2 separate regions of the Homo sapiens genome follow, and region 2 is linked to region 1. The links are chromatin loops, found by intact Hi-C in ENCODE. Cell type or tissue: spleen. All regions are shown on one strand.

Evidence for each region. Peaks named below come from ENCODE experiments on the same cell type or tissue, not always from the same donor. Only the 100,000 strongest peaks of a DNase experiment are listed, where the experiment ranks them.
Region 2: it touches region 1 in a loop (2.6-fold over the local background); 46 of 110 quality-filtered maps call a loop at or near these places.

The regions. Positions count from the first base shown.
Region 1 is chr12:13,653,504-13,656,003 of GRCh38, forward strand. All of the region lies in intron 5 of GRIN2B (glutamate ionotropic receptor NMDA type subunit 2B), which reads right to left. Among named protein-coding and RNA genes, the nearest start is that of LINC01559, 280 kb to the left of the region's middle. In spleen, no CTCF peak of the experiment used is centred here; no DNase peak of the experiment used is centred here.
Region 2 is chr12:13,373,904-13,376,403 of GRCh38, forward strand. LINC01559 (long intergenic non-protein coding RNA 1559) reads right to left here. Exons shown (of 3, transcript NR_036555.1): 2 at 2,321-2,500. Among named protein-coding and RNA genes, the nearest start is that of LINC01559, 1.6 kb to the right of the region's middle. RefSeq lists an enhancer at 1,445-2,500. In spleen, no CTCF peak of the experiment used is centred here; no DNase peak of the experiment used is centred here.

The DNA.
Region 1 (2,500 bases):
GAAGGCAGAGTGGGAGTAAAGATGGAAGGTAAGGGGAGGGGGAGTGAGAAAAAAAGCCAGCAGAGAAAGGAGAGACTTAAACAGAAAAAAAGGAGGAGTTGCAAGGAGATAGGGGTCCCCAGTATCAAATGTCAGAGAGATGTCAGTAAGTTAACAAATTTACACATAAGAAATCACAAATGGCATTAGGAAGGGCAATTATAATGGAAGCACACAGTACAATATTAACTCAGTAGGCGACTTTCATTCTCTTCAAGTGTATATGGTGGGAGCTCACCTAACACCACAGCTTTACATCCACTATTTCACATAAGTATATCTCTACCCATTTTCAGTAGGCATGTTTCATCTATAACCACTAATTGGTAACATTAATTGTCCATCTTTCCTCTTTTCTGCAGTACAGGCCTATGGTTCACACTAAAATTTCTATTTGTTGAGCCAGTCTTAGGACTAAGTATCTGATTTTTGTCAAAAATCACAAAAAAATGTTATGCAACTCTGCTACCTCCTTTCTGCACTCCCTTCTGACTCTCAAAATCCAAAAAGGCTGTACCTATGCTTCCAGTATTTTCTGTCTGTGACCCAAAAGCAGAGGAATGCTGTGCCAGGGGTGGGCTGCTGAATAGCCCTCACTGCTAGAGTGGCTCAATGGGAATCCTCCGATGAAAGGCATGACAGAAAAGGTAGATGTTATTTCTGGAATTATTATGATAAGAGGTGTAATGAGAAGCTCACTGCAGGGCCAGATAGGAAGAAAAGGGAGGAGGTGGCAAGGGAAAGAAAAGCTTCCCTGGGCTCTTTGCAAAGAAGCTCTAGGAAAATATTTGAAAATGTGTGCATGTTGAGAAGTGGCAGGAAACAGAAGAATGAAAGACCCCAACAATGGTTAACTAATTCTGTTTGCTTGTTTGTATATGAAAAACCAAAGTGAAAATCTTGACAGGAAGCACATCTTTTAAGAAACCCATTGCTGACTCTGATGGTCTCTGCTTAAACCTTCAGATAATAGCCTTACAGGTTAATGCCAATGCAATGATATACAGAACAGTCTTAGGACTGGCTCCCCCAAACTGCTGGCTGCCAATGCGTCAAATGGTTCTGTTTCCAACAATTTACTTTCACTGAGTTCCTGTATACAAAAAGTGCTGACTCTGTTTTTCTTTCATAGATGAAACTGCTAAAAGCCCCAAAGTCCAGTTCTGGCCATCCTGCTGGTGTGTTTTGCTCTTCTCAGGTGGTATTGTCCAGATAACTCAGGTCCTGGCATCTCTGTTCACCTGTTACAATGGCAATTACAATGAGGAAAAGCTAGATTTGCCTCCAGTTCTGCAAAGCCCATTCTAAGGTTTCAGAACAGCTCTCAGGGTGAGGATAATATTCTGTCTCAGGTTCTGGCTACTTCACTGAAGGTTTTACAAGCAGGAGAAACAGGCTTACACCTGTTAGAAAGGACAGGAACCCAGGAGAACAAAAAACAATATTTCAACGGAAGAAATGGAATTGAAAAATGTCAGTCTTCCACAGCCTTCTCCCTATGAGTAAAAGAAGTGAATTAGTAATTCCCTGAGTTGGGCCAGTGTAACACTTTTGAGAAACCCAGAGAAGTTAAGACTTAGTAGGGTGGTAGTTGCATATCATTTGGAGAGAATCAACATTCAACCAAAAAACCCACCGAGCACAAGATTACCCAAAGGCATTCAAAAGCCGTAAAATTCTTATACTTCTTTCCATGTACAAGAAAACCAGTGAGTCAAAAGCCACATCTTTTCAAGCTTGTTCTCCTAACCTACCTCATCCCAGAATAGAACCACCCAGCCCAACCAGTCATGATGATACTCAAGCCATGCCTAAGGCTAAAGCAAAAATGCTGGCCAGATTCTTGCTGTCAGCAAACATCAAGTATGAGGCTTGAATTTTACAGCGGTAAGAATTGACTGAGAAGGAAAATGGGCATTAGGACACTTAGAAGCTACTGCAGATTAATCCCCACTGCATCCTCAATAGAATGAGAATGGGACCAGACCTTTCTCTGTGTTACATTCAGTGGTGCATGGGAGGTCAGCATAGTCTCTGGAATTCGACTGCATGGTCCAACGCCTGGCTCTTCCATTGACTAGCTGTGTCCTTCAGAAAGTCACTAAACCTCTCTGGGCCTCATGTTGTTGGCCTATATTTGTTTTTGTCATATTAAATATTGACTCCATAGCAATGTTGTGAGGATTTGTATGAGTTAATGTAAGTGATCTGCTTAGAACAGTGCCTGACCTATAAATACTGACATACTGTAGACATATTATAGTGTTAGCTATTACTAACACTTTGTTATCTGTCAATCAGGGCTCCAGTTGCTTGAGAGAATTGTCTTACAAGAAGGATTGGCTGACACTCCCTAAATTTTCTGATTCCTTACTTTCATTTCCTCTGCCTTCTGCCTTAGATGGAGTCTGTGCTGTTCCTTACCTCTTTTGAGAAAACTCCACCTCCACTCCCTTCTAGC
Region 2 (2,500 bases), 280 kb before region 1:
TCAACCCTCTCCCCCTAGCTCCTGTATCTTTTCTCTAGTTATTTTGTCTCTGTCATCTTAGTCTCCTCGGTGCTCTCTGCTACCTGACTGCAGCAGGATGACTTGTCCCACCCATCTGTCCCATGGAGCCAGTCCTGAGCCTAGATTGAGTGGGTCCTCACCTCCATTGTGTGATATAGGCTGTATGTGTGTGTGCATGTGTGTGTTGGGGGAGGCTGAAATGACTTCTTTCCCTAAATGTCTCTCCCATGCCAAAAGTTTTTCCATTGATTATTTATTTTTATCTCTTTATAAGACAATTTTTTAAAATATCAGAAACAGCAGGAGCAATCATATGGGTCTAATCAGTCATTGACGCTTTCGAGTCTATAAATCTTTCCTTGTAGCAGGTTCTGAGGAAGGTAGGGGGAGATTGAAGGAAAACAACCCCTTCATATTTTAGTCCAAAGCTGTTGTTCATAGGTTATTCATCTGGTGGCCCAGGTGCTGACACAGTGACGTGCTTTCATGCCAGTTCCACAGCCAAATTGCAACCATGTGGAAGCTGGAAGCGTCTTGTCATCTCAGAATTGGGCACATCCAGTGGGGTAAAATCTGAAGCCAGAGGGGCAGAACTAAGCTCACAGCATCTGTTTACTGAGTTTGGGATTAGAAGAATTTTGATTTAAATGTGCACTATCAGTAGTTGCTTGATGAAAACAATACCCAGCATTTTGTGTTTTTACTGTCCCTAAGGCAACTCTGGTCCAATGAAAGTGAGAGTCTAAAAATCCCAGGATTATAGGTAATAGGACCTACCCTTCCATATCTGTGCAGTTTATATGAGTAGAACATGATTTTAATTTTCTATTGCCCTCATCCTTGCTCTTATATCCAAATACCCAGTAGCATGATCAGGAGCAAGGGAACTAATTTTCAAATATTAGCAAAGTTATTCAAGGGAATGGACTTTCTGTGGCTGCAGTTGGCACGTCTTTTTCAGAAAGCTTGCCCGTGGCTGACAGCCTGCTTGGCACAGTTCCTCCGGAGTCCTTTGGTGATGGAGAACAGGGCTGACAGGATTCAAATGGCCAGATTCCACAGAGGCCAAGGAGGGCCACAGTCTGCAAACCAGGGGAGATTGAGGCCTGAGAAGGGCATCAGCTGATGGAAATATTCACTCTAGGAAAACGAGGTGTAGCCAAAGAGAGTCATTTAGGAGAAGCAGATTGAAAGCAGCTGTGAAAAATCCTGAAATGAGGATATGGAATAGTGCTGGCCACCTCCGCATATGCCCACATGGAAACACACTTAATCAGCAGAGCTGGGCCTATGTGGAGATGCTGAGCCGGAGGCTCCTAGGTGTTAAGCACTTTTCTATGTGTAATGTGGTGGAAACCACCCTAGACTTTTCAGCGCACCCAAAGCAATAGAATTTTAACTGGGAGGGAATTATCCAGCCAGGGACTAGTTTCTGGCTTCTTTTGGAACTCAGTGTGGTTGTATGGCTAAGCTCTCACCAACAGAATGTGAGTGGAAGTGATGTGAGCCACTCTCAGACCTGACCATGAAACTTGGCTCATAGGCTCCTCCATACCACCCCACCTCCGCCCCACCTTCCTGCTTGGCTGGAATACAAACCTTGCAGTAACCTTGTGAGCAACGTGCTGAAAATAATAGAACTAGCATCTCCTGGGTTCCTTGAAGGATGCTTGGAGTAGAAGGCCCACCACCTGGCCTGTTCTAGACTATTTACATGAAAGAGAAAAAACCTTTTACTCTTCTCAAGGCATTGCATTTTGGGTCTTCCAATTGGCACAGTTTAGACCATGTTAACTAGTATATACAATAACTGGGCAAAGTAGGTGATGTCATCATTTTATAGGCTAAGAACCTGCAGCTCTGGGAATTTAAGAGATTTATTTATTTACCCAATATCAGGATACGAATGTGGAGTCATTATTTGAACTGAAGTCTGTCAGTTTAAACATTTATCTCCCAGAAGTTCAGACCTCCAGAGCAAACAGGTAGCAACAGATGACTTGAATGAGAGAGGGATCTCTGATTTGGCTACCATGTCCACTAACTCAAGCCCAAACTCATACCACCTCTTTCCACAGCTCCAGCTGCTGCACTGCTGAACTTGATCTTCATGCTGGAAGAATATGACAGCTGGAATGGGTCCTAATAATCACCCAGCTCAGTGGTTTTCAAATTTCATTTGGCAGAAGAAACACTTCTAATGAAATCTAAAACTCAGAAGCCCTGTGTGTAAAACAGTCCAAAGCAGACCTTGTCTCTTTGAAGTGTGGGCCTGGAACCTGGCCTGTTTCCCACTCACCTCCACAGCCTCTGAGTCCCTCCAAGCAGGTCAGAGAACAACTGATCTGGGTCAGCCCTTCGTTTCAGAGGTAAGTAAATAGTGGAGCATGAAGTGTCTTCATCAGGAACACACAGAAGGTAAAAGGCAGGGTGGGAACAGGAACCCAGCCTTCTGGCTTTTGAATTTAGGAATCTTTCC